4 separate regions of the Homo sapiens genome follow, and all the other regions are linked to region 2. Evidence: chromatin loops called from intact Hi-C (ENCODE). Cell type or tissue: PC-9. All regions are shown on one strand. Region 1 has its middle 74 kb from the start of BCAR3. Region 2 has its middle 33 kb from the start of MIR760. Region 3 has its middle 57 kb from the start of BCAR3. Region 4 overlaps BCAR3 (BCAR3 adaptor protein, NSP family member).

Region 1 (8,000 bases), 58 kb after region 2:
CTTCCAGCCAAGAACTACTCCTGCCCCTCCTGAATGCCCAGCTCAGTGTGGTGCTGCAGTTACCCTTGGCCAGTGTTACTTAGGAAATTAGCCGGACACTGGAGGGTTAAAAACCTCTCTCTTTTTTGTGAAGGGTAGAGAAAGAGAGATCTTTCCTGTCTATACTATGCTTAGCTTTCGGCGCCTTCCTGTTATCATAATGGTTTTTTGTTGGTGGCAAAAGCCTTTTCAGACCAGTGAGGCAATATTTCACCCTTGGCCACACTTTAAACATTGTTGTCAGGGGCCGGCTAACTGTGCCGCAGGATGTGGGTTGCATCAGCCTGTGATGTATGCTTGTGAGGTTAGTTTGGGGATAATGACTGGCTGGGGTTATACCTAATTTTGCACAATAGTGTTGGGAGAGGGATAACAGGGTGCTAAGAGTTATACACTGAATGCTCTTGGCTAGGAAATGCAGGCCCAGAACCTTCCACCATTCCCTGGCATCTGGCCAACCAGCCCCCTGATGGCCTGAGAAAGGTTCACAGTGCAGACAGCTGGACTTTTCTCCTATTCGGTTCTCTAACAGCCTCTCCTCAGTTGCCACCCACTGTCCCTCCTCCCAAATGCAATAGAAAAATAAAGATAGGTGGCAGTGATACCCAGGGGGTGAACACAGAGCAGAGAACCACACTGGACCTGATAAAGTGACTTGGTGAACGCTGATAGGCAGACATCACTCCTAGCTTTGGTCAGTATTTCTCAGTTCCCAAGAACATTTCTCAGCTATTCTCCTCACCCAGTGCCTATGAGTCTGCTATGCTTTAAAAATGACATACACTAGGAAGTGCAAAGCAGAGTAAGGTTGTAATCACCTTTGAGAATCTAGTGAAAGTGTCATAGATTTAGACCATCATAGAACTGGCTCCCGATTAGGGGTGTTTTCCAGACCAACTCTTTGTCTGCACTGGAACTCTCCTGTTAGGCTTAAGCTGGTCGTCTGGGCTCCATCTACAAGATGGCAGCCAGTTCTTCTTCACACTGGGTCTGCCCTGCAGCTTCCAGCTGACACTTGTTCTTTTCCAGCCACTGGCAGGGCTCCCTGGAAACTCTTCTTTGTCCTCCCCTGGCCCTGTATCCTGATGGATCAGGCCAAGGCGTTGACCTAGAGCAGTGCAGACCAGAGGCCGCAGCTTTATACTCCTCTTTCTCTGGTCTCTGACAGGTACAAATGCTAGGCAGGCTGCCCTCATCTCCCTTATGAACCAAGACACTAGTCCTCCTGACTTCGGGAGTGCTGCCTGCTGATGGGTCGGTCCTTCCCTGGGAGTTGCCTTCAGCCAGTGGGAGCTGCCTCCCAAAAGTTACATGCCCCAGGCACAAGTGGACGATGCAGCAGTACCAAGGGCTCCTCCTTTCCCTCCATTCAAGATATCTCTGAAGGGCCAACTTGGCTTCAGAGCTCCCCGTGAGATCAGTTGAGGCCTCTAGTACGATTTTGCACTACTCAACCTTGTGTCCGAGCCTCCTTTCTCTCCCTCATGGGTATTGTTCCCAAGAGCACATTTGCATGTAAATTTCCTTCTCAAAGTCTGTTTCCCAGACAACCTGACCCATGGCACTTAGAAATAATGGGCAAGAGGCTGCCAGCACAGAGGCCAGCATGTGCATTCTGCAGGCTACTCTCACACCAGCAAGGAAGCTGTGTGGTGGGAGAAGCAATGCCTGGAGACTGTACACCCAAGAGATTGGGAGGGTGATGAATGAATGACCCAGAGGAGGAAGAGTTGACTCTGGAGGATGCCTGCCTAGCCCTCTGCAACCCATGCAGGATTGCCTTTTCCCAATTGAAGGAAGAGGAGAAAAAATGAAGTGCAGAGGAGTCGTGATGCTCGCTGAAGGGTCAACTATTTATACAACAGTTAACCCAACACATATTGCAAAATGATCTTACTCCTTGTTGCCTAGGCAAACTTCCCTCCCAGTCATTGCTTCTCTCCCTTGAAAGTTGGCCTCGGAATTGGTGCAGCGAGACTTCCCAGCAGCTGTCTCAGTGGAGTGAGATGTGAACGCAAAGTGGACATCAGAGAAAAGAGAAAATGGGGGGAGCTGCTGTCTGCTCCACTCCTCTGTGGGAGAAGAGTGGTGTGGAGGAGAGAGGTCATCAGGTAGGCCTGGCCCAACTTCTTTGGCCGGGCTTCAGCCCCCAGGCCCCATGATTGTGTGCCCCTTTTGGAAGACCACTCCTCACTATAACAGAAGACAGGAGTAAAGGTCTTCCTCTTTGCACCTCAACATGGATTCCAGAGGCTAAAACACACTAACCTGCCCATCAGACCCAGAACAGACCCCAACCGGCAGAGACTTTCCTACTGTGGGAGCTGAACTGGAACTGCAGCTAGTCAGGGGACATGCCTGCAGGTCCTCCCCACCCCTCCCTAACTCCAAAGAGGCCAGTCCAGCTCAGCATCTCTGCCTTTTCCATTCCAGGCAACTCTAGAAGCCTAGAGTGTAAATTTTGTAAGGCCAGGCACCCCCACATTTGGGGATAACCATTACATAGCACTTGGCACAGCAGCCATAGGAATGCCAGGGACTAGTCATCAAAGCCATGAGACTCTCTGAGTGCTGTTGATGCCAAAAATCACTCTAACCCTTCCCAGAGGCTGCACCTGGGCATTCCCTGGAGTGTTCCTTATGGAGCATGGACAGTGGGCACAGACACACTTCTTTCCAAATGGAATATTGCCTCTTAGGAACTAACCAAGGCCCTTTCAGTTTCTGTTAAGGTTTTTGTTCAAAAGTAATTTTTAAAAATGTTTTATAACCATTTTAATTGGAATTGGAAAATTAGCACATATACTGACTTGCTTTATCAGCTTTTCCCCCACCTTTTAAGAGATCCCAGAGAATAGGAGAAATGAAATGCAAAATTTACAAGAACTTGTATAACATAAAGTGGTGCTGGGCTCTTCGGTTAGTCACCAGGGTGGTTCCTGGCATGAAGCACCAGCCATTCGTGTCCCATGCAAAGGAGGGTTCTGGACGACTTCAGGGTGGTGGGGTGTTGATTATTAGACCAGGGAGTGGTATTACAGAGATAGAATGGCTTGGGAAGGGGTTAAGAGTGAACACTCCAATAACAGCCTTTGGGTGACCCTGGGCCAACCATTGTTTTCTAAGAGAAGGGGAACCCAAGCCACCAAGGGCACTAACACACAAGGGGGAAAGAAAACAATTCTAGACCACTGCATGCAATTAAAGAGCAGCTTAATTTGGTTCTTTTAGGTTATAGATCACTCTCAAATCCTGCTTATCAGTTCTGTGCATTTTGTCTGTGCTATTGGCAGTTCTCCACAATTCACTGAAATTGTCAGAGGCTCTAGACAGGAGAGCCACAAAGCCCATGAAACTGGGGACGTATTCTCCCCACTCTTACTTGTCAAGAGCAGGTGAACTTCAGTAGCAAGCTGGCTCCTGCTGTGGGAATTTCCACTCTGTTTGGCTTGAGCCCTGGAGTCAGTGTGACTCCAGATAACCTCGAGATGGGACACAACAAAAAATTTAAATGATACAAAAGTCCCTGTCATTAGATATTATCTTAGATAATTTTAAGTGATTAAATGTTTCCTCCCTTTTGCATGCACGCACACACATGCACACGCACACGTACAACACACACATACCTCTTCACTCTATATCTTTTTATATATAGTCGTGTGTAGCTTAATGATGGGGATACATTTGGAAAAATGCATTATTAGGTGATTTTATCATTGTGCAAACATCATAAAGTGCACTTACACAAACCTAGATGGTATAACCTGCTGCATACCTCTGCTATAGACTATAGCCTATTGTTCCTAGGCTACAAACCTTTACAGCATGTTACTGTACTGAATACTGTAGGCAACTGCATCAGAATGCTAAGTATTTGTGTATCTAAACATGTCTGAACATAGAAAAGATACAGTAGAGCTACAATATAAAGATTTAAAATGGTACACCTGTATAGGGCACTTACCATGAATGGAGCTTGCAGGACTGGAAGTTGTTCTGGGTGAGTCAGTGAGTGAGTGGTGAGTGAATGTGAAGGCCTAGGACATTACTGTGCACTACTGAGGACTTTATAAACACTGTACACTCAGGCTACACTAAATTTATTTTAAAACTTTATTTTTCTTTCTTCAATAATACATTAACTTTTTAACTTTATAAATGTTTTATTTTTTTAACTTTTTTGATTCTTTCATAACACAACACACAAACATGTTATACAGCTATGCAAAAATATTTTCTTTATATTCATATTTGTTAAGCTTTTTTCTATTTTTAAAATTTTTTACTTAATATTTTTAGTTTTTAAGTTTTTTGTTTTGTTAAAAACTAAGACACAAGCACACACGATTAGCCTCAGCCTAGGCAGGGTCAGGATGATCAGCATCACTGTGTTTCACCTCCACATCTTGTCCCACTGGAAGGTCTTCAGGGGCAACATACATGGAGCTGTCCTCTCCTAGGATAACAGTACCTTCTTCTGGAATACCTCCTGAAGCAACTGCCTGAGGCTGTTTTACAGTTAACTTTTTTTTAGTAGGGGTACACTCTAAAATAACATAAAATTATAGTATAATAAACACATAAACAAGTATCATAGTCATTTATTATCATCAATTATGGAGTACTCTACATAATTGTATGTGCTAGGCTTCTCTATGACTGGCAGTGCAATATGTTTGTTTACACCAGCATCACCACAAACATGTGAGGAATGCACTGCACTGCGATGTTACCACAGCTATGACATCACTAGACAACAGGAATTTTTCAGCTCCATTATAATCTTATGGGACCACTGTCATATATGTGAGTCATCATTGACTGTATATATTTCTGATTCTTCATCTGCACAATGGAGATAAAAAAGTAAGTCTGGCTCAATTTCACCTCTGAGATATGTTTTGTGGGTCAAACCATATTATGCAAGCTCTCCAAAAAGATGAAGTGCTGTAGAAATGGAAGGTATTTCCACTAAAAACCATAATTTCATCATTTGTTATCTGATTACTCTCTCTCTTGCCCTTTGTGTTCAGGGAACAATGGAGGCCTGCGATTTGGAGTTAAACTCTCAGTGATCTCTGTGTTGACAACACCAAAGCTAGAGGAATCCAGTAGGATGTGGGCATGGTTTTCCCGGAAGGCTGACTGAGCAGTTCTGCAAATGTTTGCAAGTACAGGGCAGAATTTCATCCAGCCTCAGAACCTTGAGCCAAGACTCAGCATCAGCAAAGCCAAAAGTTTCATTTCTTCGACTGTGGGAGTGCTAGTCCCAACCTTTAGATGGCCATTCAGTTTTAAGTTCAATAAGCATTTTGATTGAGAAATACTTTGCTGAGGAGTGAAAAGTCCTTGGCTTTGAAAGACGAATGATGAGCAGTTCAGTGGCCCATGTCACAGTCCAGGCACCTGCCAAAGGTGACTCCCTGGGAGGAGCATCTTAGTCACAGAGCCAGTGCCTGCTGTAGGTGTGCAGAAGGGTGCATGTGTGTGTGTGTGTGTGTGTGTGTATGTGTACGTGTACATGTGTGTTGGGGGAAGGGAGCAAGGTTGTGGGAGCATTTCTTATCTGCTCTTCTCTGCAAGATTTCCTGTGATTTAAGTCACATTAAAGTACCCATAAGCCCGTAATGCAAAAGAACCCCAAAACCAGCCCAGCAGCCAACCATGGCAGCAAGTAGATGCTCTGGTCTTTAGATAGTCAGAAATGACACTTCTGGGCTCTCAGGCAGTCAGTGGGTTGAGCTCCCCATTAAAGTCCCCCTGCCAAGTCTGGAATAGTCCTAGTCCCGTGTGTGTGTGTGTGTGTGTGTGTGTGTGTGTGTGTGTGTGTGTGTGTACCCGCGTGCATATGCGCGCATGCAGTGCAGGGTCTGCATACCTAAAGCAGATGAAATTCTGCAGAATGGCTGCCTCACTAGACAAAGTCAAGAAGACAGACCGAGGAGAGAGAGGTTGATGTGTCTCCACTACCAAGAGATAGGCTTCTCTAAGCCAGCGAGACATCCCATCCAACAATATGAAACTGGCCACATTTCCTTGAGATGTCAACGTTGAAAGTGTAGCTGCATCTTTATTCTTCACTGTTATGAAGTTGGGTGCAACACAGCTTGAGTGGAATACAAAAACACCGCTTGGAAACACATGATCTGGATTTGAATCGCAGCTGTATCATTCACCTGCTATAGACTTTGAGCAAGACCTCTCTGAGGTTATTTCTTCACAGTAGGTAGAGACAAGACTTACTTCAAAGGTTCTTAAAGTTGAACCTGAGTCAATGAATGCAAAAGTGTTCACATTTAAACTGTAATTTTAAAGCACAATACAAGTAAATAGCATTAATATCATTAGAGAGATTAACTTAGCACTGTGCGTCACATGATTCATCACGGGCCATCTGTGAGATATCAAATAGAGAGGTGAAGCCTGCAGTAATAAAAAATACTGCCATAGCTATAACCAGTGTACTCTTCTCTTCCTAAACAAACAACAAACAAATCTTGCCAGAGTCAAAAGGCAACAGTTTCGACTGCTTTTTCTGTTTTCTTGAAAGACAGAAGTCAAGCTTAGTCCCTTCTCTATGAGAAATGGTGAAGGAGGCACTCTCTTTGTTAGAGCTATGGAGTGTGGCCATGTGTGGATCAAGCCAACGTCCTGCCTTCACTGGGCTCACAGACAACACTCACAAATGTCACAGAGCTCAGATCACCCCTCTCCAACACTTTTTCCTTCATCAAAGAAAGTGCGTCCAAATGCAAATGAGAGCAATGATACCGTATGCATACCCATGAATCCACTCTTTGCTCATTCTTATTTTGAATGCACTCCTATTTCAAACCTTTGGTACTTCCTATTATTGATAACAAATTACTTCACAACCGATTGACATGTGATGGCACAACTGAAAGTCAAGATTGAGGACAAATGTCTGCAGCCGTGGGTGGGGGCAGGAATTTGTTTTATGCATCTTAGTATTTCCAATGCCCAGGTAGATGCTCATTGCTGACTTGAATTGGCCCTAGCCTGGGAAGGAGAAACCTCACAGCTCCCTACCCATGAGCTCTGGGGCCATTCCTAATGCAGAGGGGCTAGTTGGGTAGTCATAGCCCTTTTAGGAGCATCACAGTCATGACAAGAGACCAGAAATGGCCTCTACAGGAGATTTCAATGTAGGACAAACCAGCTCCCTTCACACTCTGTGGTAGTGACAGTTTTAAGTGGAGGAGTAAGTGCCCAGCTTCTTTCATGCCTGCCTTTGAAGAGGGTGGCCTCTTGCCAGCAAGAAGTGTCTGAGGTTTGGGTGGGTGAGAGCTGGATGAAATGAGTGTGTAGGTGGTACTGCCCAGGGAATAAATGTGAAAAGCCAAAGCAAACCTTCAAGTGCACAGCAAAGAGATGCATTCTCAGCTGTGTTCCTAAAGACATTCAAAATCACATGCGTCTATCTGGGTCATGTGGGCGGATCTGTAACCCAGGGCATCCACAGATACCAGAGCCAAAGCTGGCATGGCTGTTCCCCGCCAGGCTGGGGAGGCCTTGCCAGGGCAGCAGCCCCAGCCACACGCCCTTGTGTTGGAGCAGTCTGGAGGCTGCCAGCCTGTGGGGCTGGCTGAGAGCACCAGCATGTGGGGAATCTTCTAGATAATTTGTCACAAGTGTGCTAATGGCTCTGGGGGCCAAGAGGAAAGGGGTGATACAGCATGTTTGGAGACTGGAATGTGTAAATGAGTTGCTCTGTGAATTATTTGATATTTTCTCCCTGCAGTTTAGAAGAAAACTAGGTCCGATGGGCTTGGCCAAGGTTTATGAGGCAAAGCAGGGCTTCTGAGGTGAAGTTACATGGCTGTTTGAGCCCGAGGCATGGCAGGATTGCTGCCATAGTCTGGAAACCTCTCTGGTGATACCAGGCCAGCTTGGTACCAGGTATAAAGTTACCCAGGTCAGAAAATGCAGAGGCTTCA
Region 2 (8,000 bases):
AATGGTAGCTTTCAAAAACCATGGAAGTGACCCACTGGGAATGCTGGGCTCTCAGCCCCAAAAACCAGAGAGCAATGCCAGACCATGGTGCCTGCTGCCCCCCGCACTGGGGGTGACCCCCTTCAGCCCCTGCTTTGATGCCCAGTGGCCCATTTCTTCCCTCATACTTAAAAGTGCCTGCTCACATATAAGGCTAAATCAAACTCCTGCAGAAACATGACAGGAAGCTGAAAAGATAACATAAAGCAGAAGCAGGGATTCCTGTTACCAGAACAGTGTTGGTTGAACAGGATGTGGGGGGATCAGGGAAACAGATGGCTGAGAAGCAGATATTGCGGAACCATCCAGGAAGTTATTGCCCTCCCAAGCTCAGGACAGAGGCTAGTTCTATTATTATGACTTTTTTTTTTGAGGGGGTGGTGGTTTAATGTACTGATTGCTTGCCTGCCCCTGAAGGCAGTTTTAGGACTTCAGCAAAATACAAGTTAGCACCTGTTTTTGTAAGTATAGCTAAGATAGTTTTAGTTTGGGGGGTTTTGTTTTGTTCTATCTTCATTTTTTGTTGCATTCCTGAATATCTTGTTCCTAGCTATGGTGGTTGTTTTGACATTGTCAATCAAGAATTCAGTGGGCAATAGCTTAAATGCCTTCAGTATTACCATCTATTGCTTGTTTAAACAGAGTTTTAATTTCTTTTTTTTTTTTTTTTTTTTTTTTTGAGATGGAGTCTAGCTCTGTCGCCGAGGCTAGAATGCAGTGGTGCAACCTTGGCTCACTGCAACCTCCGCCTCCTGGGTTCAAGCGATTCTCCTGCCTCAGCCTCTTGAGTAACTGGGATTACAGGCGCCCACCACCACACACAGCTAATTTTTGTATTTTTAGTAGAGATGGGGTTTCACTGTGTTGGCCAGGCTAGTCTCGAACTCCTGACCTCGTGATCTGCCTGCCTCAACCTCCCAAAGTGCTGGGATTCAAGCGTGAGCCACTGCGCCCAGCCCAGAGTTTTAATTTCTAAAGGATTTTGTGAATTATTCACCAATGAAAGCAAAGCTATAAATTGCAGCATAATTTCAAAATATTGCTTGGGGGATATGATCATGAGAAAACATAAAACTCTATTCTCCTGTCAATTCCTGAGCAAAAATTATCCTACAGTGATAGAATAAACTAGTCACAGTGGGCTTTCTGTGCAGCTAATTTATTTTATGTGCCTACTGTGTGCCAGGTATAGCACTAGATTCTGGGTATACAGTGGTGATTAAGACAGCATAGTCCTCACTCTCTTGGAATTTTCTAGTATAGTTTTCCAACTAGCAGCTGGCCTTTTGCATATCTGGATAGCCTGAATACGTACCTCTTGTTCTTTCAGTAGTAATAATATGTTTGTGAATGTTCCATTCACATTCTTCCCCAGCATCCTTTGTATGTAGAGTGTACTATACACATGGCTGAGGGATCAGGGAAGGTGTGAATCAGATCCTGTAAACCTAGCACAGGCCCTGACCACGGCAGCATTCTTCTAACCTCCTAATCAGTGAGATAAGTGTGGTTGCTACCTAATAAACCACTGTAAAATTACATTAGAACTCCTCATTTATATTTTTTGGCTCAAACATGTTCTCCGTGTGTCTGTTGGTGTATAGCGCATCTCTATACAAATGTACATGGCCCTTTCCCATGTTTTATTTCATTTTCCCTTCAGAAGAAGCCTGTGCAGCAGAATGAATCAGGCAATGGTATCTCACACATGGATGAAAAGTGACTTCCCTCCCCATTCTTCTGGGGAGGGCTGCTTCCCCGCTTTGCGAAGCCCCACCTCTTACAACCTAATCTGCAGCGCCAGCTTTACCAAGTGAGGTTCACTTTATATTCAGCATTTACTGAGTCATCAATCCCCAGGAATCTCAAGATACCAAAAATATGGAGACCCCACAGAGAAAGCTCAAGTTCACTACTGCAAATGCCTCTGTTCTGAAGAGTAAATTCGAGTAAGAAAAGAAACAACTAATCATGTTTATGCTGAGAAATGTTTCTCTTCTTTCTCTCCTTCTTGATCTGCTTATTTCTCATAGTTCCCCGTCTCTGAGCTTCTCCCTGGGGCCTACAAAATGCATCTCGCTGGCATCCTAGGAGAGCACTGAATAAATATAAAGTGATAATGAGGAGGCGGCAGCTCTGGGCCACCTGGGAGGTGATAAGTGCAGCCAAGAGGCCCGGTGGGACCTGAATGCCTGCTCAGACAGCCCAGGGATCTCAGGTGTGATATAATTGTTGCTCAGCTTGTTTCCTTTACCCAATAAACTGTAGCTCTGTGGGGGCAAGTTGTATATTGTGCTCTCCATATAGCCCTAACGCAGTGCCTGGTGCTCCATAAATAGTTATTAAAAGTAGGAAAGAAGGCAGGCAGGCAAGGAGGAAGGAATGTGTGGGGGTGCACCTAAGCTTCTGAGGTTGTACAGAAAATGTGGACAGAAACCTAAAGTCTAGGTAGGAGCGGAGTTTGCACTCCGTCTTTTAAGACAGAATCCCTGGGTTAGTTCAGGTGAAAGCCCCGTGGATTAAACCTGTTTGATGCCTGGTTTGTGGGAGTCAAGGGATGTATGCGCCTCCTCTCCTGGCTGCCACACAGGAGCTGTGTTCAGTCTCACAGGGGCATCATCAGCCTGGGAGCAGCTGTGTGGCTGTAACACCAGTGGATGCCGGTGTAACAGCTGGTACACACACCAGTGGTGACCCCCAGATGGGCCCACAGGGCAGAAACACTAAAGGCCAGGCCTCCTTCTCCATGAGGGCTGCCCAGAGTTCCTTCACAACAGCGACAAAGGCAGAGCCCAAGCCCATTGGAGGTTTTGCAGGTAGTGGACGTGAGTCCTGAAGAGCAGCTTTACCACTCCAGGGACCACCAGGCCCTGCCCGCCTAGAAGTCATAGCAGCCAGTGTAGACTTTAGCTTAGGAATACACTGCATGACCATCTCTGTGGGACCCCTTCGCCCTCAACCATCCTGTGAGATGTGGAAATTGAGGTTCAATAAGGCTGAATAACTTGCCTAAGGTCACACAACCAGTGAAGTGTCAGAGTTCGTACTCAGGGCATCTGGTCCTTTGTCAATCACATCAGCAGAGGCATAGCAGCTGCAATGTTGAGAATACACTTGATCTTAGCCAAAAGGCCAAGAAGTGATGCAATGTTGAGAATAACCAGCAGAGGACAGCCTCCACCAAGAGGCCATTTACTGCCTTTGCAGAGATCAAAGCTAACATACCAGTATTGGGGCATATGTCACCATGTGCTCCCTGCTCCCTGACAAGATACACTGAAAAGGATCCAACATCAATTCTGTGATTTTCCTGTCATAAAAAATTTACCTAAACCTAATCCTGAAATACCAGATAAACTCAAAATCAGGGGCAGTCTGCTAAGCAACTGGCTAGTACCCTTCAAAATTGCTAAGGTCCAAAAAGTCAAAGAAAGGCAGAACTGTTCCAGGTTAAAGGAGGGCCATACAGCTAAATGCAATTAAATGCAATAAATGATTGATCTTTCATTGGATCCTGGGCTGAGAAAAAAGCAATACAAAATGTAAAGGACATTATTGGGACAATTGACGTAATCTGAATTTGAACTGTGGTTTAGATAGTAGTATTGTATCAATGTTAAGTTTCCTAAAGTTGCAATCATAATATGTTTACATAACAGAATGTCTTTGATCCCGAAATATTAAGGGGTAAAGGGGTACAATGTTTCCAACTAGCTTTAAAATAGTCAAGGAAGAACACAGAGATAGTAATAAGGCCACAAAAGAAATGGAGCACAATGAAAGCAATAGGTGAATCTGGGCAAAGGGCACATGGAAGTCCCTTATACTGTACTTACAATTTTTCTGTAACTTTTAAATTATATCCATATTAAAAGTGAATGAGAGAGAGAGAGAAACTGTCCTAGTTTTTCAGAGCTTTGGACTTGTGGTAGCCACACCCGATTTGAGTCAGTGAAAGCTTTCTCATTGAGGGGGTGGGGGCAGTGAGGTGAGGCCTCTTTTTAGTAAAGTGTGGCTTCAGCCCACTGTGGAGCCCTGACCTTTGCCCTGGACTGACCAGAGTGACTGCACACAAAGCTTACCTGATAATAGATTTACCTGACCTATGAGACGGCCTTTGCTTAAACATTTTGAGGGAGTGAATATAATTCACACCTATAGGTGGAGGAAGAACAGTGGACCAAGCTGAAGGCAGAATGGAGCTCTGGGGGCTGGGGACACAGGGAGCATTCCAGGGCCTGTGAAATACAGAGAAGGAGAAAGGAGGGTCATCTGGGGGAGGGATGCAGGGTGGAACCACCACCTACAGCTTTGCTGGGGCAATCCTTCCAAAAGGTAAGACTGCTGGAATCTGAATGAGCAGGGGAAATGTTAACAGTAAAAAGACTGCTATGAGGGGTAGCCATGAAAAAGGACATAGAGTAGAAAAAGCCGATGGAGATGATATAGACAATGATGTGTGTTAGAACCACTTGGAGGACTATTGGAATTCTGATTCTTTTAGGCCTGGGATAGGGGGGTAGAGAATTTACATTTCTAACAAACTACCTGGTGCTGCTGGTCTGGACCACACTGTGAGTTGCAGTGGTGTTGCAGATGATTGTGTCCAGCCCACCCTGGAGGGGTAATGCCTGTGAGGAACATGTGAGAGTCACAATCAAAGAGGTCCAGGGTTGACCCTGTGGTGCCTCTAGCTGGGCAGTAGGGATTAGGGACAGACAGCCTCATGGATGAAATGCCACTTAAACTGGGTTTCAGAGGAGCTGGGGTAGAGGAGGGCCTTCTAAGGAAGCAAAGACCTAGAAAACAGTCCAGTCCAGTTCATCATTTGGGTTTCCCAGGGAAATGGTGGGCAGAAAGGCAGTTGAAGGGCCTGAGTGCCAGGTCAGGAGTTTGGACCATATTTGGCAGGTGGTGCAGAGCCTATGGTGGAGACATGACAGAGAGAGGGCTTTCAAAAGATTGACCTGATAGAGGTATGAAGAGGTATGAAGGGCAGATAGGAGAGGGGGAGACTTGAGGTAGGAAAACTAGACAGGAGGTCCCAGCGGTGGGCTTCCTGGGACGGAAGGGCCTGGGGAAAGGGGATGGTAAGGGTGCGTGGAAAATAAGGGAGTTTAAGCATTCTAGCTAAGTGGGAAGTAGAATTACACAAAGAATCCATTTGTTCTATTAGACTTTTGGCCTTGAGTTACCACCAAAATTGATATGAAGCATTCAAGTCTTCAAAGATGTTTTTTAAAAAAATCAATCCATTAAATGTATTTACAGGACATTTATTACTAAAAATTAAGCACGAGCTTTCATATGAACATCTTCAAAAGTCTCCTAAGCAGCAAGTGGGCAGATGGAGACAATGATGTGCTGGGAAACGTTTACCAACAGGCTGGGAGTCAGGAGAGCCCTGATTTGTAGCGAATGTCAGTTTCCGAGCTATAAAATTCTCTCATAATGGCCGATTTCAAGCTAACAACATGATGTCAACTAGCTTGTAAAATTCCAAAAATATGTCAGTTGGCTCTTGGGAGCCAGTACAAGCTGTTTCTAGCACACTCCAGAATGTAGAACAAATGACAGGAAATGGTTGGAGCCACTGCATAAGTAGTGAGTAAGTTTCTTTTCAGCATTGGTTTCTGAACCCAGAAAGCCAGGATTACCTGTGGAAGAAGCTCACAGGCCAGGTGACTTTGGGCCCCAAGCATTGGAGCATCAGTTAACAACAGTTCTTTCCAAAGAATGGAAAATGGCGGATAGGTTGGATTTGTTCCAAAGCCCCAAAGCCAGGAGGATTATTTTACATAATAGAGAAGCATAAAGGAAAGGGAAGAGTCTTAAAACTAAGAGGAAAGAGACCCGGTGTTTGCACTTATCTCTGTCTCTGATACTTAGCAGCTGTGTGCTTAACTGCTTTGAGCCTCACCCTCTGTCTTTGAAAGCAAGGACAATACTAATAGTATACACAGCTCCATGCAAAGCCTAGAAGGCATTCCATATCAGTCAGACTTCACAACCCTCCCTTTCTTCCCTGCTACAGCATTCACCCCTCTCCACTTAGGTTTATGCTGCCCCAGACCCTGTATCTGTCCCATAGAAACTATCCTCTCACGTCTGAGGGATGTCCCACACCTTCAGGGTAGATCTGGAAGCCGCACTGGCCAGTCTGCTGCAGAGAAGAAGGCAAAGGGAGAGAAGCTGATTGTGTCCCCATCAGCTTTCACGGCTGTGCTTTGGTCCCTCACGAGCTGTACTTCCTGCCCTTGGATTCTAGTCTTTCTTTTTTTCTGATAATTTTTTCTTTTGGCTTAAAATTGGGATTCTGTTACCTGTAACCCAAAGAGCCTGAGACACCCTAATTATCTTCCTTCAAAAATTCTGGTAGAGACAAAAGACACTGGCCTGGGAATCAGATTTGAGTTTTGACCTTGGACAAATGACTTCACCTCTCTGGGTCTTGGTTTCTCATCTGTAAGATGAACCAATGAACCAAATGAATGTAAATGAATTTTAGCACTAGTGTACTGCTCTGTTCTACATATCTTTAGCCTAATGGGAGTATATTAGAGTTAAATGCCCACTCAATTCCACTAGTCAGAAATGAGTTGATTTGAATGACCAGAGAGCTTTGGACAGTATTTGCACAGTACTGATTAACTCCCTAGCCAGTACTATCTGGGCACGGGTGACACCTTAGTTCGCCTGGTGTCTGTAGAGGGTCCTGGAACTTGTGTAGGATTGTGAAAGGCTGCTGACAGTGGGCCTTGGCATGCATGGAGAAGGATGATGCTGCAGGGACATGTGGTTTTCATGAACATTTTTGAAGCCATGAAAGTGTCCTAGGGTTCCTGACCTGGCATCAGAGTGTGCTGATGTGGGCCAGTTTCCTGTCTGAGACTTTGAGAGATGGATGGGAAGAGGTGAATATTTCATCAGTCATAACCACGTTTAGTATTCACCCTGGGAGATGCTTTCCCTGTGCTAAGGGAAAACTTAAGGGCTAGTTGTCAAAAAAGTCTTTTTGTGTGTGTGTGGTAACAATAAAATAGTAATTGCTATGGAAGATGCGTATATTTATAAACTATAAAGAAGAAAGTGAAATAATCTGTTAACCAAAGACCTGGAGATAACTTCTAACAGCAATTTCTTTTTTTTTTTTTTTTGAGATGGAGTCTTGCTCTGTCACCCAGGCTGGAGTAAAGTGGCATGATCTCGGCTCACTGCAACCTCCGCCTCACGGGTTCAAGCAATTCTCCTGCCTCAGCCTCCCGAGTAGCTGGGATTACAGGCACATGCCACCATGCCTGCTAATTTTTGTATTTTTTTTTAGTAGAGCTATCTTGGCCAGGCTGGTCTCGAACTCCTGACCTCAGGTGATCCACCTGCCTTGACCTCCCAAAGTTCTGGGATTACAGGCGTGAGCCACCGCATCGGGCCAGCAGTTCCATTTATATCCTTCTAACTGCATGCCACCAGGTTTTACACCGTCTTATAAACTGCTTATCTTAAAAATGTTTGGGAGAATTCCTCGTTAAAGACCTTTATTGGGTCTTCAATGATTTTTTTTTTTTTTTTTTTTTATCTTTTTGAGACGAAGTCTTGCTCTGTCGCCCAGGCTGGAGTGCAAAGGCGCTATCTAGGCTTGCTGCAACCTCTGCCTCCCAGGTTCAAGCAATTCTCCTGCCTCAGCCTCCCGAGTGGTTGGGATTACAGGCACCCACAGCCACGCCCAGCTAATTTTTGTATTTTTAGTAGAGATAGGGTTTTGCCATGTTGGTCAGAGTGGTCTCAAACTCCTAACCCCAGGTGATCCGCCCACCTCGGCCTCCCAAAGTGCTGGGATTACAGGCATGAGCTACCGTGCCCAGCAGGTCTTTAATGATTTAAGATCAAATAGTACCAAAGACTTTATCGTGAGAAATAGAAGTTACCTGCCCCACGACTCCCCCCACCACCACCCCTCAGCC
Region 3 (8,000 bases), 75 kb after region 2:
GGCAAACGGAGAGAACGTTTCCAGGGTCCCCTGGGAGTAGCAGGTTTTAATCACAGCCTGTGTGAGGAACACTTAACTGAGATTTGGGAGATTATCAGAAACTATTAGCACCTAGTCAACTCAGGAGTCAATAAGCCTCTTGCTTTAAACTTTGAACTGTAGTTTTCCACTTTCTTCCTAAGACTATAAAGACACAGTTTTGGTGGTTACATGGAGCAACTCTGCTTGCTGAATTCTCACTCCAGAGAGCTCTTTGGATTATAGCAGGAGGCATAATCCAGCAAGCATAATGTCCCTCACCTTAATTCTCCTATTCCTAAGTCTTCTGGTTAGCAAATAGCTCTTCAAAAGAGACGTCTTCACTCTGATACCCTGCACCACTCACCTTCCCTTCTCCAGTGCCCTGGATAAATTCAAAGGGATATTTTAGGAGTGAGGAACACTGTTTGGAGATGCCAGACCCAGACAACTCTCCATTCTCCTGTCTACACTGAAACACCATGTGGTGGAGGCAGGTACACGGGCTCTGATTTAAATTAAGACTCCATCACTTACCATCTGGGTTAGATGGACAAATGATTTAACCTCTTTGGAGCTAGTTTTTAATCTGTCAATATGCGTTCCTTACCACATCATTGTGAAGATTAAATTTAAAAAATAAGGCCGGGAGTGATGGCTCATGCCTATAATTCCAGCACTTTGGGAGGCCAAGGCGGGTGGAACACCTGAGGTCAGGAGTATGAGACCAGCCTGGCCAACATGATGAAACCCTGTCTCTACTAATAATACAAAAAAATTAGCTGGGTGTGGTGGTGCACGCCTGTAATCCCAGCTACTCGAGAGGCTGAGGCAGGAGAATCACTTGAAGCCGGGAGGTGGAGGTTGCAGTGAGCCGATAGCGCCATTGCACTCCAGCCTGGGCGACAAGAGTGAAACTCTGTCTCCAGTAATAATAATAATAATAAAATAAAATAATAGCTTCCAGTTATTGAGCACTTGCTATGTGCTAAGCATTATTGTAAGTGCTTTATGAATATTAGCTCATTTAATCCTTACAACAACCTTATGAAGTAGTCACTTTCATCATCTTTGTTTTACTGAAAAGACAACCCGGGCACAGAGAGTAATTTCCCCATGGTCAGAGTTAACAAGTGTCACAGTGAGGCATCACAAACAGTCTGACCTGAGTCCATGATCTTGATATTGAACTGTAATGGCTTTGTGGAGGTATCAGGCATTAATAATAATATAGGCTGTTATTATTCAGCATGTTTTCCCCAAGTTGCAAGCCAGTATAAAAGTCTGGGCCCTGCTGCCGTTGCTGTCATTGGGATGTTGGGGCCTAACCACTAACCCCTACCATTAACTGATGTTAGTTACAACTTCCTTCAAGTGCCACATTCTAAATTACATTTCTGGCTCCATTGAGCATATTTCCTGAAGCCACCTAACAGATTTAGGCACTGGTCACTTGATGTCAGCCGAGCAAGGACTCTAGCTCAGAGACAAGCAGGCAAAAAGCCACGCTTTCACCCTGGCCATCTGCAGCTGTTGTCAATAAAGCCGGTTGCAGAGGATATGGAAGTCGGCAGACGCGCTTGCATCTAAGGGCTGAACACAAGGCTGTCAGCTGGAAACACAGCCAGTGCTTTCGGCTAATTCCTAACTTCCTATTAGAAATAAACAAAAAGCCCGCCCTACTGAATTTCCCACTTGGCTTCTCTGCTTGGCAGCTAGTCCCTAATGCCTATCACCTAAGATAGCAAAGATATTAGGCCGGGCTGCTGGACTAGAACAAAAAGGATGGGAAAGGCCGCCTCTTCCCTGACCTCTGCTCCGCTGAGCGACTGATCCTGTGGGAATCTAGATGCATCAGGGTTTTTGGGGCGGGAAGGAGCAGGGGCCAGCATGTGGGGTGAGGGGAGTACTAAGCAGAAGACAAAAGAAGGAAAGAATGTTGAGTGAGCAGAGTGGACAACAAGCTCAAGGACCCATTCCTGTTAGTGGTCTCCCTGCATCTTGCTGGAAGTTCAGGCCCACCCAGGGCCCACTGAGCAAGTCTGTCTTTGGGTGAGGACAGACCCTGACAGACTGATGGGACTGGGGTTGCAGGGAGATTCTGTCTGAGGATCTAGAGGCTGCTCTCTGTGCAGTTAAAAGTGGATGGCCCAGCTTGTGGCTGAGGCTGGAAGCCTCTCCCTCCACAGCATGCCCCTTTGACTTTGTGCTGTTAACGCCTGTGTCTGTGGGAAAGAACATCTCTGTGGACATGCTGAGTTTCCTAGGCCTGGATGCCACACACACCTAGCCATTGTTGTCGGCATTTGGTGTCACCATGAGCAGCTTCCTGGGTGACAAGATACCTGCCGGAGTTGACTTGACTTTTCTCCCCAGATGAAAATGCCTTCCTGTTGTGATTTTGTGCCACCACGTATCAAATTTGGGCTGGTATTTCGGAGGCTCTTTTCTTTTTCTTTCTTTCTTTTTTTTTTTTTTGAGACGGAGTTTCACTCTGTCACCCAGGCTGGAGTGCAGTGGCATGATCTCGGCTCACTGCACCCTCCGCCTCCCAGGTTCAAGCAATTCTGCTTCCTCAGCCTCCCGAGTAGCTGGGATTACAGGCATGGGCCATGATGCCTGGCTAATTTTTTATATTTTTTGTAGAGACGGGGTTTCACCATGTTGGCCAGGCTAGTCTCAAACTCCTGACCTCAGGTGATCCACCCGCCTCAGGCTCCCAAAGTGCTGGGATTACAGGCATGAGCCACTGCACCTGGCCAGCTCTTTTCTTCCATGTACTGTACTCATTTTTTAGGCATATTCCATCCCCTTAGGGCAGGGCTGAGTACGTAATTGGTAGGGCTCAGTGCACAATGAACATGTAGGGAGGGCCTCATTCTAAAGTTATTAAGAATTGCAAGATGACAATCGCAGAGCATTAAACCAGCTGTGGGATCCTTCCAGCTCAGGGCCCTGCATGCGTTCTAAGAGGCTACATTTCTATAGGCAAGGTTAACTGGGTCAAAGATGACACTATACATTTTTGGTCATTTTTTATTTTAGAATATTTTAATACTGTATTAAAAGATTAAAACATAAAGATTTTAATCAGTCATTACTAGTTCTTTTTTAAATATAGAGGTCCTTAAATTTGGGAGATATGAACATCTAGGCACCCCTTCTATTAACACTTAACTGATTCTAATCACTACTTAACCCTAATTTTCACCCATCCTTGAGTAGCACTGCATTTCCCATCTCACAGGCTCCTCTGTGGCTCTGAAATGTCTCGTCTTAACTGGAGTAGGGGTCATCTAAGGTTGCGGCAGCTGTCATGTAACCATGCCACCCAGAGAGGACAATTTCCCTGGGGAAAGGAAGTTTATTTCCCAGTTGTACCGCTTGAAACCCAGGGAGCAGAACCTGGGAGATTAACACCTACAGCACAGAGGACGAAAAACGTTCAGTATTGTCCAGCAAGTCAAGGTGGGAATTCCAGGAGATTAGAGGCAGTGCCAGGTGCCTTTCCACCAGTTGCTTGGGTGGGGTCAGGAAAACATATCCTCAGAGGACAGAGGCCAAGGCTTTGCCCCTCTGCTCTTCCCACGGCTCCTATTCTCTGGCCCTGGCTCTCAGGTTATCCTTTGTTCACCTGAAGGGTCCTAACTAAAGTTGCCAGATTCAACTAATAATAAATACAAAGTTCAAATTTAACTGGATAGACTGTATTTTATCTGGCACCCCCAGTCCTAACCCTGGCACCCCCCGCCCCACCCTGTCTTGGCTGACTCAGGACTGGCTTCTTAATGACTGTAACTGCTCCCCGACCAGTGCTCTCCCCACCAGCATCTCCCACCAGGCTTCCTTGGACTTAGCTGCTGATCTGCCTTGCCCTGCCCTGCCCAGCCCTCTGATGGGGACTTCACAGACAAGCTGTTAACCACCATGGAAGATGCCAGTGCCAGGCGGAGACTCATCTCCGACCTGCGGTCAGCTCTGCCGGGACCTCTGTGCATTCCTTCCCAGTGCAGCTCATCCTTGGCACTGAGACCCATGGCGGGGGAGGGCGGAGCACAAGCTTAGCTCCATCACCGGCCTGCAGGGTAGGCTCAGAGTGCATTGAGGTGGTAACTGTGGCTTGGGAATGCCTATTAGACAAGTTATTCTCCTCAATTTCATTTCATTTTAAATTTCCCTTTTTGGAAATGAGCATGAAAGTATTGAGTGTCAGGAATGTCCACATTTCTTGATGATATGTCATTGAATCCTCATAACAATACTATGAGGTGAGTAATATTGTCCCTACTTTGAAGATGAAAAAACTAAGGTTCCACCACCTTACTATTGGTAGATTTCAAAGCTTGAATTAAACTCTGATCTTCTAAATCCAAGCCCAGGAGCTGGGTGCAGTGGCTCATGCTTGTAACCCCAGCACTTTGAGAGGCCAAGGCAGGAGGATCGCTTCAAGCCAGGAGTTCAAGATCAGCCAAGGCAGCAAAGCAAGACCCCGTCTTTAAAAAATAAAAATAAAAAAATAAGGCTGGCATGGTTGTGCTTGCTTATCCTAGCTACTTGTGAGGTTGAGATGGAAGGATCACCTGAGCCCAGGATTTCAAGGTTACAGTGAGCTATGATCACATCACTGCACTCTAGCCTGGGTGACAGAGCAAGAGCCCATCTTGAAAAAAATTACCCCAAGCCCATGCTTTATTGTTGCACAGTTTCATCATTGACCACCCAAACAGAAACTTTTGAATAATTAATTGTTCATACCTCACTCTTTCTCCAATCTGATCCCTATGTCCTTATGATTTTGCCACTGAAATGCCTCTTGATACCACTGTATTGGCTTCCTAGGGTTGCTGTAACAAATGACCACAGACTGGGTGGCTTAAAACAACATGAATTTATTCTTACAGTTCAGGAGGCCAAAAGTCCAGAATCAAGATGTCAGCAGGGTCGGTTCCTTCTGGAGACTCCAAGGGGAGAACCATCCTGTGCCTGTCTCCTTGCTTCCGGTGATTGCCAACATCCCCGACATTCCTTGGCTTGTAGCTGCATCACTCCAGGCTCTGCCTCTGTTGTCACATGGCTTCTTCCCTGTGTGTCTCTCTGTGCTTAGGTACATCTCTCTCTCCTCTTTCTTATATAGGCATCAATTACTAGATTTAGGGCCCTCCCGAATCCACTATGTCCTCATCGTAACTAATTACACCTGCAAAAGACCCTATTTCCAAATAGGATCACATTCTGAGGTTCTGGGTGAACAGGAATTCTTGGGGGACACCATTCAACCCAGTACAACTGCTATCTCTCTACTCCAGACTTTCACCATCACCACTGTTCTGCTTTGAGGCTTTCCCCTCTCCAATTCATACATTGCTCAAAAATTTGCTTTCTGAAAAGCAAATCTGACCACAGCACTCCACAACTTAAAAATGGTCACATATCTAAATGGCTTCTAGCAGTGGTTCTCAAACTTGAGTGTGCAAAAGGATCACCTGGAGAGCTTCTTAAAACTCAGGTTAGAGAGCCCCATCCCAGAGCTTCTGATCCAACAGGAGAAGCTGGAATCTGCATTTCAACATGCGTAAGATGATTCTGATGCAGATGGACCGTAGACCATGCTTTCAGAAAGGTCTATAGCATAAAATGCAAAAGCCTAACAAAACCCAGCACACAGAAAGCACTCAACGAAAGTTAACCATGATGATTTTTTATTTTCATAGCTTTGCTCATTTTGCCTACTTTTCCTGGGAATTTTTTCCCTCCTTTTATCACTTGGAATAGTTTCTTTTATCCTTCAAAATCCAGTGACGAGGCCATCATCTCTGTAAAATCTTCCTGGACCCCCTTAGTGCCATATTAGTTACTGTCTTCTTGTCCATTCCCCCATAATTATTGCTGGTATTCTTTGTTCCATTACCATATTATGCAAAGGAATCACACATATTTCTGTCTACATACATGAACAGTTTGAGGGCACCTACCATTCTGTAGGGCTTAGTAGAGTGTCTGGCATATTTTATAATTAAACTGCTTATTGGCCAGGCACGGTGGCTCACGCCTGTAATCCCAGCACTTTGGGAGGCCAAGGCGGGCAGATCACCTGAGGTCAGGAGTTTGAGACCAGCCTCTAACATGATGAAACCCCGTTTCTACTAAAAATACAAAAAATTAGCTGGGTGCAGTGGCACGCGCTTGTAATCCCATCTACTCAGGAGGCTGAGGCAGGAGAATAGCTTGAACCAGGGAGGTGGAGGTTGCAGTAAGCCGAGATCGCGCCATTGCACTCCAGCTTGGGCAACAAGAGTGAAACTCCATCTCAAAAACAAAAAATAAATAAATAAACTTCTTATCACATCTCTTCATACAATTGAATGTTCAATTTATTGTTTTAAAATGGAATTGCATGATTCTTTTCTTAATTTAATTCAATAATTATACTAGCTCCTCTTTCTTCCTACCACGCTGTCTGTTTTCTCTCTCCCAGATGCTCCAAGTTTCACACTGTGGTCAGTGTGCAGTGACTAGTCTGGCTGGATTGTTTTGCATTCCAAATACCTTATTTAGGAACTAGGGCTTACCACCCACTCATAGATACAACCCTCAATTCTGGTGGCAGGAATGTTCTTTCTCTGCTCTGCCTGCAGAATCCATAGGAAGGCCACCAAATGCTGTGCTTCAAACTCCTAAGGAAGTTTGGCTCCTACCAGTGGAAGCTAGAAGCTTATTTACTGGCGCAGGCCATGGAAGCGAGCTGCCTTGGTCCAAAATATCATCTTTTCTCTCTGAGAATATTATCTCAAGACCACTTTATGCAATAAATGGATAAATGAGCTTTTCATGGGCCTGTAAAGATTTTTGAGACTTGAAAAACTATATGTATTTTTCAAAATAAGGAAAGGAAACTCCAGAATCAAAATTGATAAATTGAATTAAATGTCTACAAAATATAAAATGATTCCAACTAGCCAGCTGCATCTGAGCTCAACTCTGATGTGGTTATATATGTTCTATTTCATGTGGAGCACATTTTAATAATTTTTTAATATGGGATGTGGTCTCCGAAAGCAAAAGTGCCTGATGTTTGGGAAGTTCTCAAAATGATCCCATGTTGTCTGCCATGACAGAGCTCACGGCTTTGAGTGGAGTCCATGTGAGGAGTGGGAGAGGAGGGTCCTTATCTGGACAGTCAGATCCAGAGAATCACATGGAAAATCATCCCACAATCCAGGCTTTTGGAATGTGGTTCCACATGTGAAAGAGCATTTGTGTAGATGATTGCTGCTCAGCTTTTGACACTGAGGTCCAAGCCAATTCTGACCAGGCCAGAGGGGGCACCAGAGGCCCGGATCCACCAAACCCAAAGGGCCTAAAACTCACATTGTTTGCATTGCATCAACAAATATCTACTGAGCCCTGTTATGTGTCTAGAACTCTGCTAGTGATGGGGAACACCACAGTGAGCAAGATAGGCACCATCCCTGCCTCAAGGAGCTTACAGAGCAGTTAAACAAACTCCAAGAAGCTAACCACCAATAGAAGAAGGAATGCAAAGGGATGTGCAGATTATCATGGGTGTCTGGTAGAGAGGTTAACCTAGTCTGGGAGTGAGGGAGGACCACTCAGAGGAACTAACATTTAGTATGATAACTGAAGGGTGAGTAGGAGTCAGCCACAGGAAAGCGTTTCGCACAGAAAGCCCCGTGCTGCCTTAACATGGTGTCAGATGCCAGGAATGGGCATCCTCTGTGTGCCCGCTATTCTGAAGCCCCTTCTGATTGGCCCAGTAACATCTCTGAATCCCTGCCTTGGCTTCCTGATTTGCCTTGAGTGCTGGAACTACAGATAGCTTTGCCGACGTTGCTGGGGCCCTCCCCGCCTGGAAGTAACAGCCTCTGCACTAGATGGTTTGCCCTGGGTGGCCCATGCAAAGCTGTACTGCTGCTGCCACCTGTTCCCAGGTACCGCCACTGCCCTGGAACACCACACCCCCT
Region 4 (8,000 bases), 180 kb after region 2:
GGAAAGACCTGCCCCCATGATTCAATTACCTCCCACCAGGTCCCTCCCACAACACATGGGAATTCAAGATGAGATTTGGGTGGGGACACAGCCAAACCATATCATGGGTGAATCTTGAATACATTACGTTGAGTGAAAGTAGACAGTCTCAAAGGCTACGTACTCTAAAATTACATTTGTATGATATTCTGGAAAAGGCAAAACTTATAGTGACAGAAAACAAATAAATGGTTGAAAAGAGGTTGGAGAAGAGATGAAGTACACCAAGGAGCTTCCAGGGATGATAGAAATAGAAATATCGTGATTGTAGTGGTAGTTACCCAACTGGGGTTGGCTGTCAGTGCTCATGGAATTGTACTGAAAAGGGTGACTTTTGCTGAATGCAAATTATACCCAATAAGCCTGACCTTAAAAAGCAAGCTAGGCTGGGTGTGGTGGCTCACGCCCTTTGGGAGGCCGAGGCAGGCGGATCACAAGGTCAGGAGTTCGAGACCAGCTTGGCCAACATGGTGAAGCCCCTGACTACTAACTAAAAAAATACAAAAATTACCCGGGCATGGTGGCATGCGCCTGTAATCCCAGCTACTCGGGAGGCGGAGGCAGGAGAATTGCTTGAACCTGAGAGGTGGAGGTTGCAGTGAGCAAAGATTGCGCCACTGCACTCCAGACTGGGCGATAGAGCCAGAGTGTATCAAAACAGACAAAAAAAGGCAAGTTAAAGCCTTGTATTTCAGTCCTTAAGTGCTGCCACCTCAGTAGGAGAAATTTTCCATTTTGAGATGGGCCACACCAGGGAGGCCAGACCCTTGATGAGATGGAAAAAGTGCCGAGCTTGAAGATTTTTGACTGCAGTGGCTCATTCAACAGATATTTTTTAGTATATACCATGTGTTTGTAATTGTTCAGTCAGGTCAGACCAGGTGGGAAGAAAGTGTTACCAGGAGCCTAACCTGAGATAGTCGCAGTGGGAATGGAAAGTTAGGCCACATGGTGAAGGGCTTTTAGAGATAGAATTAAGACCCAGTTATTAGGGAAGCTGAGAGATTCTAACAGGATGTAAATGGTGCAGGTGAGGGAGAGAAGCTAGGGGCAGTTCCTGGGACCACACCAGTACCTAGCATTGTGCCAGAAGCCAGTAAATAGGGAGGAAAGGAGATGTCCATTTGGAAACCTTGTTACCACAGTGACGTTAATCTTCGAGCATTTGTGGATATCTTTAGACCAAGGGGTCAGCAAACTATAGCCTAAGACCAAATCTAGCCCACCACCTATTTTTATATGACCACTAAGCTAAAAGTGGATTTTATATTTTAATATGGCTTTTTTTTTATGTGGAGTTTCGCTCTTGTTGCCCAGGCTGGAGTGCAACCATGCAATCTCGGCTCACTGCAACCTCTGCCTCCCAGGTTCAAGCAATTCTCCTGCCTCAGCCTCCCAAGTAGCTGGGATTATAGGCACCCGCCACCACGCCTGGCTAATTTTTTATATTTTTATTAGAGACGGGGTTTCATCATGTTGGTCAGGCTGGTCTTGAACTCCTGACCTCAGGTGATCCACTGCCTCGGCCTCCTGAAGTGCTAAAATGGCTTCTTAAAAATCAAAAGAAGAGTGGCAAAATTACATAAAGTTCCAGTTTTTATGTGCATCCATAGTTTTATTGGAACACAGCAATGCCCATTCATTTATGTATTGTCTGTGGCTGCTTTTCCTATAATGGTGGGATTGAGTACAGATTCTACTCCACTTACGATGGGGCTACATCCCAATAAACCCATCATCAATTGAAAATATCATAAGTTGAAAATGCATTTAATACACCTAATCTAGAGAATATTATAGCTTAGCCTACTGAATATTATAGTTTACCCCAGCATCACCTAAGAGTATCATAGTGCATGTTGCTAGGCCAGAAAAGATCACATTTCAAAATTTGAAGTACAGTTTCTACTGAATATATATCACTTCAGCACCGTCGTAAAGTTGAAAATCAGTGGAACCATTGTTAAGTTAGGGCCTCTGTAGTTGTGACACTATGGCCTCAAAAGCCTAACAGAACCTTTTACAGAGTTTTCTGACCCTTGCTCTAGGCTGTTTGCACCTTTGCTGTTTCTGTTTTGCCTTCCCAATAATGCATAACAGGCTTTCAACAAAAGTGAGTCCTTGGGCAAATTTTATGATCTTGCACAATCACAAGGATAGTGCTTTTGTCACACTGTGCAGGATTTGGACGCATCTCTGCATCTTATGAGGTGTACCTGTCAGCTCTGAGCAGCATCTCTCTGCTGCCCTGGTCGGTTCTGGCATCTTTAGCCCAGATGGATGAACAGGTGTGTGGGGGCAGCATGGGTACTTGAACCCTGACTGCTCCTGCCTGGGGCTTGCGTGGATAACTCCTCAGGCCAGACACTGCTTTGTCCATGCAGCCTGAGATGGGTTTTCTTGTGCCACAAGTCAGAGAGAAGGGACTTCTCACTGGGCCTCCTGAACTTGATGGTTTGAGATAAGGTCAAACCCTGGAGCTGCCCTCTGGAGGTGCTGAAAGGAACATGGTCTGGCCAGTGAGAGGAATAAGACCAGATTTACATTCTGTGTGAATTTGTATTCTGTGCTGCAGGCATCAGCCTTGAAGCTGAGGCACCATCCTCCCTAACTCGAGGAAGGATTCTTCTGAGATCCCGAACTGTAGGGATGACTGAGAGACTCAAAAACTAACAGGCAGGCAAGAATTGAAACTGTGGCTTCTGACGGGACTCAGCTCCATATTGGACTTCGAATCTGGTGTGGCCTGTCCACCTCTAACCTCATCTCCTGCCACCCCAATAGTCACTGTCCTCTGCCACCCTGGCTTTCCCTAGTGTCTCTGGGGCTTTGCCTTCCCATTGGCCTGGAAGGTTCTGAGGCAGAATAGCTGAGAGGTTTGGAGTGAGTGCTAGGACACTGCTGTGGGTTGAATTGTGTCCCCCAAAAGCGATATGTTGAAGTCTTAACCCCCAGTAACTGTGAATGGTGACCTTATTGGGAAATAGGGTCATTGCAGATATAATCAAATTAAGATGAGGTCATATTTGACAAGGATGGGCCCTAATCCACTGACTGGTGTCCTTATAAGAAGAAGATTTGGACCAGACACAGGTGTAGAGGGAGAAGGCCATGTGAGGACAGATAGAGACTGGGGGATGAGTCTGCAAGCCGAGGAGTGCTAGCAACCACCAGAGGTGAGGAAGAGGCAAGGCAGGCTCCTCCCTGCAACCTTTGGAGCCATTGTGGCCCTCCGGATACTTTATATAGGATTTTTAGCCTCCAGAGCTGTGAGACAATAGAAACATTTCTATTTTAAAGTAGCCAAGTTTGTGGTAATTGGTCTTGGCAGTCCTGGAAACTAATACAAATCCAGAGCCCGGTTTTAGCCGTTTCTTGGTTGTATGACCTTGGGCAAGTTACTGAAGTTCTCTGGAGCTCAATTTCCTTAACAGTAAATGGGAAGATCGGGGATTAAACAGTGAATACATGTGAAGTTCTTAGTTCTTAGCACAGTGCCCCACATGTACTTAGCACTCAGTAAATACCAGCTATATGGCTGGTTCATTTGACACATTTCACTGCCTCAGAACAGCCTTCCCTGACATCCGTACTAAAAGCAGTCCCCAAGTCACTATCTCATTACTCTGTATATTATCCTCATTTGTCCCAAATTTTATTTATTTTATTTTTTTTGAAACAAGGTCTGGCTTTGTCACCCAGGCTGGAGTGCAGTGGCGCAATCTCAGCTCACTGTAATTTCTGCCTCCCAGGCTCAAGCCATCCTCCCACTTCAGCCTCATGAGTAGCTGGGTCTACAGGCATGCACCATCACACCTGGCTGATTTTTGTATTTTTTTTTTTTTTTAGAGACCTGGTTTCACCATCATGTTGGCCAGGCTGGTCTCAAACTTGTGAGCTCAAGTGATTCGCCTGCCTTGGCCTCCCAAAGTGCTGAGATTACAGGTTTGAGCCACCACACCCGGCCTTATTTGTTTACTTTTAAAAATAAGACTTCTCACTAGCATGTGAGTCCTGAGGACAAAGACCCTTCTTTTGTTTAGTGAGTGAGCACCCACACCAGATGCACAAGGGCGTTTATTTTAATTTTTAATTTTTGTGAGTACAGAGTAGGTGTATATGAGATATTTTGATACAGGCATACAATGTGTAATAATCACATCAGGGTAAATGGGGCATCCATCACCATTTATCCTTTGAGTTACAAACAATCCAATTGTACTCTTCAGTTATTTTAAAATGTACACACACTGGGCACTTAAATTTAGGGAAGGGGGAATGAGGTTGTTCTAAAAATTTTATATTTTGCAAAGCAGGTAATGCTGATGTCTCTAAAATTTTTCCAGAAATCCTTCGGTGTTTTTATTGCAAAACAGCAAAGAGGTTCCCGCACCTAACCTCAGTCTACCTTCTCTTGCCCACCTGGTACAGGATAAAAACTGTGGGGTTGCTGTTGTCACCTTAAATACTCACATATTTGGGCAGAGATATACACTGTTTTTAAAAGTGTAGTTCTGGCAACTTCTATGACTTAGACCTATCTACTCTTTGGGAGATCTTGTTAACTATAGGGAGTCAGTAACTTCAACACCAAAACGAGAGGCCTGGATTGCTAGCTTTAGAATCATTTGCTGTTAAGCTCTGCCCTCTAGTGCTCATCAGTGTCACAACAGTTCAGCATTTGGCTACAATTCGGTTTCTAAATATTCTAAGAGCTTTTAATATTAAATGTAATAGCATGTCAGGACTTGTATTCAACTTCAGAAAGAAGAGCTGTGTTTACAATACATGAAAATGCAGATTTAAATTGTCAAGGAATTTTATTATTAGAATTAATTGTCAATGTTCTTGAATGAAGAGCTCTAAAATGCTATGATACTGTATGTAGATTTTGAGATAGGAGGTTTGCATTTGGCCCAAAGTGTTACCTCCGGTAACCAAGAAGTTTCCTGGGAACAACTTGTATTTGAATTGTGATTTGGTATCTGAAAAAACATCTCGGCTTGGCAGGAAGGATGCTGGTATTGGGTAAGGCAGAAGACTCCATGCCTGGGAGACAGCGTGTGCCCAGGCTGACTGGAGCAGGAGAGAACAGTGGGAGGAGCCTTGGGAGAAGCAGTAGGTGCTCCATGTTGCTTGAATGGGAAAAGAGATTCCGAGAAGAAGATCACGTTAAGAAATGAGTTTGGGAGGAATTTTATTTATTGCCAAACTGTCTAACTACATATAACTTTGCAACTTGCTTTTTTCATTGGACATCATTCCATATTAAACGTATGGGCCTCCCTCCTTCTTTCGAATGGGTACCCAGTATTCCATTGTATGAAATACAGTTATAGTTAACTAGTTGCCTACTGACATTTGGGTTTTGCTAATGTTCTGTTAGAAACAATTTTGTGGTTAGTACATAGTCATTTAGTAAGTATTTGTTGAGTCTCTTCCCTGTGCTGGTCACTGTTCCAGGGGCTGAGGATACAGCAGTGAACAAAACAATATCCCTGCCCCTGTGGAGCTTTTACTCTGGGGGTGGAGGACTGGAAAGACAATAAGAAAGACAGTCAAGTCAATCCTGTTAGCTGACGATGAGTGCTTAGCAGAAAAGATGCATCAGGGAAAGCAGCTATGAAAGTTGGAGTAAGGGGACATTAAATTTTAGATAGGGTGACCAGGGAAGGGCCTCACCAAGAAGGTGACTTTTGAGTGGAAATACAAGTCAACTGTAATGTCTAAGGGGAAGAAGAAGGGCAAGGCTTTGAAGCCAGGGTCCGCCTCTTCCATGGAGGAACGAGGAGGCCAGAGGCTGGAGCTGGTGAAAGCAGCTGGTGTTAGAGTGGCAGAAGGTGATGTGCGAGGGATTGTGTGTCAGAGTAAAGACTTCAATTTTTTCTGGAATGAGATGGGAGGCATCTCAGGTTCACTTTGGCTTCTGTGTTGCTGCTAGACTGCAGGGGACAGGGGCAGAAGCAGGGAGACCAGTGAGGAGGCTACTGTGATTGTCCAGATGAGAGATGATGGTAGTTTGGACCTGTGAGAGCAGGGGAGGTGGTAAATAAGGGGGTTCTAGGAATGTAACGTGAAGGCAGAGCCATCAGCACTTCCTGATGGATTGGACATGAGGTGGGAGAAGAGAGGAGCCATGCTTGACACTGGTAGGATGGTGCTGTTGTCAGTGGAGGTGGCTTGGTGTGCGTTAGTGTAAGAATTTTCAGAAGATAAAAATCTAGGAGTAGAATGATTCAGTGTCACATAATGGGTCAAAATAAAACTTCTTGGCAACCGAAAGTTTTTTTTATTTGTCGTTTCTTACATTTTTCTCAGTTTCTAATTTTTTTCTAATAGTGTTTTTATGATAGTTACTTATAAAAATAAAAACACCCCTGTAATTATATCCCTTAGTCTACTCCATAGGTAAGATACTGAAAACTTATGGCTCAATCAAAATTATGTAAAGCAAGTAACTTAAATATTAGAGCAGAAGTTCTTAAATTCATTTGTCTCAAGACTTTTTAAATTATTGAGGACCCTAAAAAGTTTTTGTTATGTGACTTCTAGCTATTGATACTCATCATGTTAGAAATTAAAATGGAATATTTTAAAATGTTTATTTAACTTATTTTTACTTGATGAGCATTTCATGTAATTCATTTAAAAATAAGAATAAACCCATTATATACCAGTGAATGTACATTTGTGGTAAGAATGACATTGTTTTACATATTTGCACATCTCTTTAGTGTCTGATAGAACACAACTTGATTCTTATATTTGCTTCGGTGTTCACTCTGTTGTTTTGTGTTACTTTGGTTGAAGTCTCAAATAATGTGGCCCTGCACAGGTATGCAGTTCAGAAAGGGAGGAGTATTTTAATAGCCTCTTCAGATCATTATAGTTGTTGGTCTTTGATACTAGAGTTCAACAAGTTGTAGTTCCTTAAAAGTTAACTGCAATGTGGACTCTGAAATCCTGTCAATGAACTTGTTTTATTTCCTTAAAATTCAATTTGAATGGATCTCTCTTGCAATTTGAATGGATCTTTTACCCATGCATGAGTTTATATCATCATGCATTGGCCATTTGAAAAATATTGGTTTACGAGTTATGCAGATCTTATAAATGTTACATATTTCACTATGTAATATCAGAACTCACATTCATTAATATGACCACCGATCTCATCAGAAAAATCATTAAAGTATTGGAAAGCTGTCAAACTCATGTGGTGAATACAAGTTTTCCAAAATTCTAATTTTCACTTGAAACCTGGAATTTTATCATTGGCAACAAACACTGTCTGTTGTTTTCCTTGAAGTAACAGGCTCACTTTGTTCGTTTTTCAGAAAATGGCTGCCAAATAAATACCCGAGTCTGAATAACCAAGTTTGTCAGACATTCTTTGAAGTAAAAATTGTGCTCTATGAAAAAGCAGCTAGTTGAGCCCACAATTCAATTGCACAGTTGCTTTTCCTTCACACAAACTCTGTGCTTGGAAACACAGCAGAATTGTTTTCTGTGCATGTCCTGTTGCATTGTATAGAATACTAAAGAGACATGTACTCGAGGGCCCATATTTAATAAAGTGAGTAATTCTCACTGCTTCATCAAAGACTTCTAGGTGGAACTGGCTATTTTTCTTCAATTCTTTGAGCCAATGGGAGTCAAGAGTGCAATGGCCCCTGGTAGAGTTTGGTGCCTCTGCCTTGCTTTGTGCTGAGGCACCAGGAATTAACCCATCATAGCTTTTGCACCACCAGTATAAATGTCAACCCAGTGAAACAGGCAAAAAATGTCTCTGTATTATTATGAAAATAAGTTTTGACCTCTCAGACCCCCAGAAGACCCCCCAGCCTGCAGATCAGCCTGTGGAACACACTTTGAGCACCACTGTACCAGAGGGTCTTTTGCTACTTAAGAGACTAAAAGCTGCAAAAACACTTAAAACACAAATAATCCCCTCTTGTTTA

What was found. Hi-C counts contacts between places; a loop is a spot of excess contacts. Peaks named below come from ENCODE experiments on the same cell type or tissue, not always from the same donor. Only the 100,000 strongest peaks of a DNase experiment are listed, where the experiment ranks them.
Region 1: it touches region 2 in a loop (8-fold over the local background); 14 of 110 quality-filtered maps call a loop at or near these places.
Region 3: it touches region 2 in a loop (13-fold over the local background); 24 of 110 quality-filtered maps call a loop at or near these places.
Region 4: it touches region 2 in a loop (14-fold over the local background); 106 of 110 quality-filtered maps call a loop at or near these places.

What each region holds. Positions count from the first base shown.
Region 1 is chr1:93,751,422-93,759,421 of GRCh38, reverse strand. It overlaps a transcript of BCAR3 not described here. Among named protein-coding and RNA genes, the nearest start is that of BCAR3, 74 kb to the right of the region's middle. RefSeq lists an enhancer at 5,035-5,329. In PC-9, CTCF peaks have their summits at 443 and 645; DNase peaks (open chromatin) are centred at 271, 3,841 and 4,781; H3K4me3 peaks cover 586 bases; H3K27ac peaks cover 6,312 bases.
Region 2 is chr1:93,809,389-93,817,388 of GRCh38, reverse strand. It overlaps a transcript of BCAR3 not described here. Among named protein-coding and RNA genes, the nearest start is that of MIR760, 33 kb to the left of the region's middle. RefSeq lists an enhancer at 2,776-3,316. In PC-9, CTCF peaks have their summits at 3,192 (motif pointing right) and 4,185; DNase peaks (open chromatin) are centred at 3,208 and 4,098; H3K4me3 peaks cover 564 bases; H3K27ac peaks cover 2,832 bases.
Region 3 is chr1:93,734,532-93,742,531 of GRCh38, reverse strand. It overlaps a transcript of BCAR3 not described here. Among named protein-coding and RNA genes, the nearest start is that of BCAR3, 57 kb to the right of the region's middle. RefSeq lists an enhancer at 3,765-4,964. In PC-9, CTCF peaks have their summits at 7,111 and 7,315; DNase peaks (open chromatin) are centred at 2,841, 4,151 and 6,591; H3K27ac peaks cover 4,550 bases.
Region 4 is chr1:93,626,348-93,634,347 of GRCh38, reverse strand. The region is part of intron 3 of BCAR3 (BCAR3 adaptor protein, NSP family member); the gene reads left to right. Among named protein-coding and RNA genes, the nearest start is that of BCAR3-AS1, 38 kb to the right of the region's middle. In PC-9, CTCF peaks have their summits at 2,316, 2,521 (motif pointing left), 4,509 and 4,711 (motif pointing left); DNase peaks (open chromatin) are centred at 2,541 and 4,667; H3K27ac peaks cover 3,563 bases.